Linked DNA regions of Homo sapiens: region 1 is linked to region 2. Evidence: read pairs that join two places in POLR2A ChIA-PET (ENCODE). Cell type or tissue: HepG2. All regions are shown on one strand.

Region 1 (4,000 bases), 180 kb before region 2:
CAGCCGGGGATAAGCCCCTTGGCAGGGCCAAGGGCAAAGAATGAGTGATCTGGGGTTCTGAGGACTGACGGACAGGAGTCGGAAGCCAGGAGTGGGGAAAGACAGAAGTGGAAGAGAAGCAGAAGTCCCTAGGAGCATGGACCAGGGGAGCATGGGATTAAGGGAGTTGCAGGCCAGGAAAGGAGACCAGTAGCTGCACACACACGGTTTTGGTTCATTTATACCTCCCCTGCCTAGGGTGGAAGGAGCAAGACTTTCCCTCCCATTTCACTGATGGGAAGACTGAGGGATCAAGAGATTTGTCCCAGCAAGAGCTGGGACTAGGACTCCAGTCCCCAGCCCACTCTTACTAATGGGAACTTCCCTGTCTCCTTTCCTTGGCTCCTCCCTCATTTTCCCTTGCTCCTTTCTTTCTTTTTTTTTGGCAGACGAGCTCACTCTGTCACTCAGGCTGGAGTACAGTGGTGTGATCAAGGCTCACAGCAGTCTCCATCTCCCGAGTTCAAGCAATTCTCCCATCTCAGCCTCCTAAGTAGCTGGAACTACAGGCTTGTGCCACCACATGGGCTAATTTTTGTATTTTTTTTTTGTAGAGATGGGGTTTCACTATGTTGACCAGGCTGGTCTAAAACTCCTGGGCTCAGGTGATCTGCACGCCTAGGCCTCCCAAAGTGCTGGGATTACAGGCATGAGCCACCGCCCCCAGCTAAGTTTCCTTTTTTTACTGTCTCCTTATTCTCTATCTTGGGCTGTTAGCCCAGTTCTCCATCACGCTGGAGGGTCCTAACTGAGTCCCACTAGTGGGCACTGGAATTCAGAAAGTTGCATTTTCCTTCCTGAATCAAGGACCAGAAACAGTAAAACAATAATAATAATAATAATAATAAAAGTTCATTTTCCATAATAAATTTGACTTCCTACCCCTGAAATGCTTCTACATAGGACCCCAGGGAGGAGGCCCCAAAAGCTTGGGCACCAAGAGGTGTTATTTTAATTATCTAGTTATTATTTGTATTTATTTACTTTTTTTTTTGCCCGCGAGCCCACGAGGCCCCGCGTGGTGTCACTGGGCTGCGCGGGCGGGTCAGGAAAGGAGCGGAGCCCATGGGTGGGCGGGGCCAGGGGCCGGCGAGGGGCGGGGCGGGCCCCTCGGCGCTGCGGGCCTCACCAGCTGGAAGCCGATCTTCCAGTCCTTCCAGTCCACCTGGGGGTTGTTGTCCCGCAAGCTGGAGGCCACGCTACGGGCTCGACGGGCCCCGTGAGGCGGGGGCGGGACCCTCAGGCGCTGCAAGGGGTGCGGCAGAGTCCCCCGCAGGTCGCGACGGCTGCGGGAGCCGGCCACGAGAGTGGTGAAGGAGCTGTATTTGTACAGGTCAAAGAGCGTCTGCTCTGTGATGCGGTCCAGCTCCTCCAGCTCCTCTTTAATTTCCGGGTACCTGAAGGGGCGAGGGGAAGAGGGTCAGGCCAGGGGCCCTGGAGCGAGTGTCTGGCCCCTCCGGGGTCAGGGTCCTCATCTGTGCCCCGGGAGGCCGGTCCATCCCGGAGAAGCCTGGGCGGGGCTGGGGTCGTCGTGGCGCCTCCTGGCCGTCCGGCGGTGAAGGGTAAACAGGTGTGTCCGCCGGGAAGGCGGAGGCCACGGCGAGCCCAGCCGGGACACTGTGGACTGTTTATTGAAGGAGAGAGGCAGGAGGCGCCTGTCGTCTGTGGGGCGCTCTCCCCCTCGCCCGGACCTAGAAGGGAACCCGGAACTTGTCTGCCCTTTCCCAAAGAGGGGAAGGGTGAGGGCCTCGGCCTTGGCGTGACCGCGGTACCCAGGTCATCCCGCCCTGATCCCCGCAGGCGAGTGTCGGTGGCCTTTCGGCTTGAGTGCCGCTTGGCACCGAAATCAAGAGTTCACAACTGAACTTTTAGAATCTCCAACTCTAAAAATACAGGATGCCCCACCCACCCCGCCTCCCTCCTCCAAAGACTGTTCTAATGTGTTTCGGGTGCGGCCTAAACACCGTAAATTAAACACAGCTCACTGTAAATCCCTACATTCCTTCTTAATACAATTCCTATTACCATCTCCATCATGAAAGTCCAGAGTAGCAGGGCCTGAGGGATGTCATCTACCAAAACAAAACAAATATAGAACTAACAAACTGAACAAGGTTGCAGGGTACACAACAAATACACAAAAAAAATTAATTGCATTTAGGCCGGGTGTGGTGGCTCACGCCTGTAATCCCAGCATTTTGGGAGGCCGAGGTGGGCAGATCACGGGGTCAGGGTATCGAGACCACCCTGGCTAACACGGTGAAACCCCGTCTTTACTAAAAAAAAAAAATACAAAAAATTAGCCGGGCTTGGTGGCGGGCGCCTGTAGTCCCAGCTACTCGGGAGGCTGAGGCAGGAGAATGGTGTGAACCCGGGAGACAGAGCTTGCAGTGAGCCGAGATCGCGCCACTACACTCCAGCCTGGGAGACAGAGCGAGACTCCGTCTCAAAAAAAAAAAAAAATTAATTGCATTTCCGTCTCAAAAAGAAATTAATTGCATTTCTACATGCTGGCAACAGAAAATTGGAAAACCAGAAATACAACAGCAATATTAAATAACATAAACAACATCAAATACATAGAAATAAATGTAACAAAAGATGTGCAAGACTGAAAAATATATTGAAATCCCTGCTGAAATAAATCAAAGATCAGAATAAGTGGAGATATATATATATATGGATTCAACACAATCCCTATCAAAATTCCAGCTTTTTTTTTTTTTTTGGACAGGATCTTGCTCTGTCACCCAAGCTGGGGTGCAGTGACACAATCGCCGCTCACTGCAGCCTCCTCCTGGGCTCAAGCAATCCTCCCGCCTCAGCCTCCCTAGTAGCTGGGACCAAAAGTGTGCCACCACACCAAGCTAATTTTTATATTTTTTGTAGAGAGGGGGTTTCACCACGTTGCCCAGGCTGGACTCCAACTCCTGAGCCCAAGCAATCACCAGCCTCAGCCTCCTAAAGTGCTGGGATTGCAGGCGTGAGCCACTCACTGCACCCGGCCCCAGCAGGTATTTTTAAAGAAATTGACATACTGCTTCTAAGACTTATCTGGAAATGCAAACAATCTAGAATAGCTAGAAAATTTTAGAAAAGAAGAGCCAAGTTGGAAAATGTATTCCTCCTGACTTTAGTATTTACTATAAAGCCACAGTAATCAAAACAATGCGGTTCTTGGTAAGGAGAGACAATAGATCAATGGAATAGAATAGAGTCCAGAAATAAACTCATGCATAGATGGTCAACTGATTTTTGGCCAAAACACCAATTCAATTCAGTGTAGAAAATAAAATTTGTTAGCAGGTTCTGCTAGAACAACTGAATACTGTATTGGAAAAAAAATGACCCTCAATCTCTACCTTATGCTATACAGGCAAAAATTAATTCAAGATGGATCATAACGTAAACATGAAATTCAGAACCATAAACACTCTAGAAGATGGAAGATATCTTCCTGACCTTGGGGTAGGCAAAATTCTCTTGTAAGAAAAATATCTAACAAATAATCCCTAGAACAACCGTATGTAGTAGGCACTTTATGAACAGACCTACATTTTTTTTTTTGAGACGGAGTCTCAATTGCCCAGGCTGGAGTGCAGTGCCGTGATCTCGGCTCACAAGCTCCGCCTCCGGGTTCACGCCATTCTCCTGCCTCAGCCTCCCTAGTAGCTGGGACTACAGGTGCGTGCCACCACGCCCGGCTAATTTTTTGTATTTTTAGTAGAGACGGGGTTTCACCATGTTAGCCAGGATGGTCTCGATCTCCTGACTTCGTGATCCGCCCGTCTCGGCCTCCCAATGTGTTGGGATTACAGTCGTGAGCCACCACGCCCAGCCGAACAGACCTACATTTTTAAAAGATTCTGACCCTGTACACAGCTAGTGAGAATATAAAATGATACGATCATTTTGGAAAACAATCTGGAAGTTCCTCAAAAAGTTAGATATAGAGTTACCA
Region 2 (4,000 bases):
TTGGGAGGCAGAGGCGGGTGGATCACGACGTCAGGAGTTCAAGGCAAGCCTGGCCAACATGGTGAAACCCCATCTCTACTAAAAATGCAAAAATTAGCCAGGTGTGGTGGCGGGCGCCTTGGAGGCTGAGGCAAGATAATCACTTGAACCTGGGAGGCGGAGGTTGTAGTGAGCCAAAAAAAAAAAAAAAAGAAATAGCTGAAGTCACAGTAGGAGAGAAGCTGCTGAGCCTCCAGCACCCTGACTCTAGGGCCTTGGCTTTATGTCTATCTGCAGTATTTTTGTGATTTTTAAAAATTCACTTTCTTGTTGCGGTGTAACTTACACAGGGTCAAATGCACAAATCATGGCCCTGACTTTAGATAAAAATCTGCCCCCACAACCCTTCTGTTCCTTGCCAGTTTTTAAACTGCCTCTAACCAGGGGAACCACCAGAGCTGGTGGCCTTGGGAGGTTTCAGCCCTCCCGTCATGAATGGACATAGCTCATCCAACTGCCAAGGGAGAGAGCTGTGGGTCTGGGCCAGCCCCACCAGGTAACTCCCAAAGGGCAGCCCCACAGCAAGATGTGACCCAGTCATTGCCTGAGGGTCTCTGGGGCTGTGTTCCAACCTTTCTCCCCGCTGTGTCCCCCTGGAAGGCCCCATGCCCAGGGGAGGCGCCTACCGGTCTCCAGACTGGGTGATGAGCCGGCGGCAGGTCTCCATCTGCACGTCCAGGCCGCGCTTCATGCTGCACATCTCCATGTACTCGTGCAGGTGCCGGTTCATGTCGTTCTTGGCCGTGGCCAACTCCAGCTGTGGTGGGGCAGGCAGGGCCATCGGGGTTAACAGGTGGCGTTCACAGCGCCTCTGTTGCCCCCGCCAGGAGGCCAACACGCCAAGAGCAGTGGCTGGGCCGGGGGCCCAGGCAGCCATTACTGAAGGCTCAGATTTTAAAATAAACCAGACCAAGGCAGAAGGCAGCGAATACACCATTGTTTCCTCTGCTTTTCCTGGAAATCTTTGCCTATGGAGGAATGCAAAGGTACTGCTGCAGGCTGTGTTCTTTTAAGACTGATAAGAGTGGTGAGGAAAGTCAGTGTGGGCGGGATGGAGCAGATCCACAGGCTCCCAGGGCCACACAGGTTCCTATGGGGCCCGGCTCACCCCTCATCCCCTGTACTGCGCTGGTCCTGGGCTGTCCCCTCACTGCACTGTGAGCTCCCGTAAGGGTTAGCGACAGGTTTTCCTCATCCTGGCAGACCCAGACCTCGAAGGGAATTAACTCTCTCTGTGACCCGTGGCATACAAGCCTGGCTAACTGCTGAAAGGGGCCCAATCCTCTTACCATTCTCTCCTTATCACTTTATTTTCTCACCTAAAAGCCATTTTCAGACACTAAAAGGAAGACTCCCATATTGGAGGTGCCATTGATTCTGAGACCTGTCCTGATTTCAGAAATGTCACACGTGGAAAACACGGGGCTCAGAATCAAAGAAATCCGGTCTCCCTCCCCGGGCCCATTCTGCAGCCCACACTCTGAGGCAGGCGGAGAGGCAGGGCCCAGGCAGCACAAACTCAGTGCCAGGGACAGTCGACTGCCTCTCTTTGTTTTGGGTACAAAGGGCAGGGGCCGCAAGGGGAAGCAAAATGAAACTTCCTGGAGATGACGTTCGTGACTGCCTGAGTGAAGAGAACGGGGAGGATACCAGCTGCCATAATGTGGATTGGACAGAGAGGGTGGGAACTTAGAGAAAGAAGGAAACAGGTTACAGGGCCAGACAGCAGAGATGGTCAGGACAGTGACATTTGGGGTGAGATGGCGGCTGGCTGGGTGAGAAGCCCTAGTGGGGACAGCTTCCCTGGCAGGCTTGGATCCACAGCTGGGGCCCCACAGTAGTGGGAGGAGCAGGACACGGTGACTGTTCAACCCAGGGGGAAAATACAGTGCCACCAGCCCTTGTTCAGATCAGCTGCCTACACCCCAATTTCTCCACCTTGGAAGAACCGGAGTGCAGGGAGCTGGGTTCTGGAACCATCACTCAGGGAGACTGGGAAGAAGGAAATGAACCAAATATATTCTACTGAAATACAAGGCTAGTACTGCCACCAGTAGTCTCTGCATATGTCTATGTCCCCACTTAATTCACAAATTTACAGCAGGAACAAGGTCAGGAGGTGAACGTGCATGTCAGGAGATGTCCTTGACAAGCCACCTTGAAAACTGCAGGCTCGCTGTGTGAACAGACTTGGGGGTGGGACGGGAGGAGACAGAGAGAGGTGAGGAGCGGTGGGGAAGAACTGCCTCCCGCCCACCACTCTGGGCCTTGGCTTTACCTTGCTCCATCTTAGTGACCCTGAGAGATCAAAGGTCACAAAGATAAAGGCACCTTGGGTACTCCTGAGGTCAGCAAGTCCTCCTAACGGTTCCCCTAATGCAGAAGTCCCCAAACCCCAGGCCACGGACCAGTACCTGTCTGTGGCCTGTTAGGAACCAGGCCAAATAGCAGGAGGTGAGCAGTGGGCAAGTGAGTGAAGCTTCATCTGTATTTACAGCTGCTCCCCATCACTGGCATTACAGCCTGAGCTCCACCTCCTGTCAGATCCGCGGCGGCATTAGATTCTCACAGGATCCTGAACCCTACCTTACGTGAACTGTGCATGCGAGGGATCTAGGCTGTGTGCTCCTTATGAGAATCTAATGCCTGATGATCTGTCACTATCTCCCATCACCCCCAGATGGGACCGTCTAGTTGCGGAAAACAAGTTCATGGCTCCCACTGATTCTACATTATGGTGAGATGTATAATTATTTCATTATATATTATAATGTAATAATAATAGAAATAAAGTGCACAGGCCGGGTGCGGTGGCTCATGCCTGTAATCCCAGCACTTTGGGAGGCCGAGGTGGTGGATCACCTGAGGTCGGGAGTTCGAGACCAGCTTGACCAACATGGAGAAACCCCATCTCTACTAAAAATACAAAATTAGCCAGGCGTGGTGGCACATGCCCGTAATCCCAGCTACTTGGGAGGCTGAGGCAGGAGAATTGCTTGAGCCCGGGAGGCGGAGGCTGCAGTGAGCCAAGATTGCGCCATTGCACTCCAGCCTGGGCAACAAGAGCAAAACTCTGTCTCTAAAAATAATAATAATAATTTTTAAAAATAGTAATAAAGTACACAATAAATGTAATGTTTGAATCATCTCAAAATCATTTCCCCCGGGTCAGTGGAAAAACTGTCTTCCACAAACCAGTCCCTGGTACCAAAAAGGTTGGGGACTGCTGCCTAAAGTCATTGCACTGGGAGAGAGGAGGAGTCAGATGATTTGAAAATACTTTTTTTTTTTTTTTTCCTGAGATGGAATCTTGCTCTGTCACCCAGGCTGTGGTGCAGTGGCACAATCTCAGCTCACTGCAGCCTCCACCTCCCAGATTCCAGCAATTCTCCTGCCTCAGCCTCCCAAGTAGCTGGGATTACAGGTGCCCACCACAATGCCTGGCTACTTTTTGTATTTTTAGTAGAGACGGGGTTTCACATGTTGGTGGCCAGGCTGGTCTCACACTCCTGACCTCAAGTGATCTGCCCGCGTTGGCCTCCCAAAGTGCTGGGATTACAGGCGAGAGCCACCACGCCCAGCCAAAAATAGCTTAAAAGGCATGATTCCATTTAAGATATTATTTTCGTTCTTTCAGATCATGTTTTACACTGGGCACTTGAGGTCCAGGGAAGACTAGGGAGAGATGGCAGCCCGAGATCTCTTCTCACGAAGATGGCCGCACAAAGGCCCCTAGTTGGTTGAAGGCACAGTGAAAACACAAACCTTAAATCCACCATCCAAAAGAGGGAGACAAGAATCAGGTCAGGCAGGAGGAGGAAACAGTGAGCCGCGGTAGACGGGAGGGTGGGGAGTACTGGTTTCCCTTGCCATGTCTTTAGCTAGCAGCACAAATCCAGGAAACCTCATCTACCTGGCCAAGAAAACCAGGTTTGATGCAGGAGCAGGACAGTTTGATGTG

Evidence for each region. ChIA-PET counts read pairs that join two places held together with the same protein. Peaks named below come from ENCODE experiments on the same cell type or tissue, not always from the same donor. Only the 100,000 strongest peaks of a DNase experiment are listed, where the experiment ranks them.
Region 1: POLR2A ChIA-PET joins it to region 2 with 7 read pairs; 19 of 35 experiments call an interaction of 5 or more read pairs at or near these places.

Annotation. Positions count from the first base shown.
Region 1 is chr12:6,362,275-6,366,274 of GRCh38, forward strand. SCNN1A (sodium channel epithelial 1 subunit alpha) reads right to left here. Exons shown (of 13, transcript NM_001038.6): 3 at 1,169-1,436. LOC105369626 (a long non-coding RNA gene) reads left to right here and starts at 3,039. Exons shown (of 4, transcript XR_931591.3): 1 at 3,039-3,507. RefSeq lists enhancers at 1-510, 1,003-1,596 and a silencer at 1,061-1,460. In HepG2, a CTCF peak has its summit at 1,571; a DNase peak (open chromatin) is centred at 1,627; H3K4me3 peaks cover 1,099 bases.
Region 2 is chr12:6,540,847-6,544,846 of GRCh38, forward strand. IFFO1 (intermediate filament family orphan 1) reads right to left here. Exons shown (of 10, transcript NM_001193457.2): 9 at 666-796. Among named protein-coding and RNA genes, the nearest start is that of GAPDH, 8.3 kb to the left of the region's middle. RefSeq lists an enhancer at 1-33. In HepG2, no CTCF peak of the experiment used is centred here; a DNase peak (open chromatin) is centred at 1,635; H3K4me3 peaks cover 700 bases.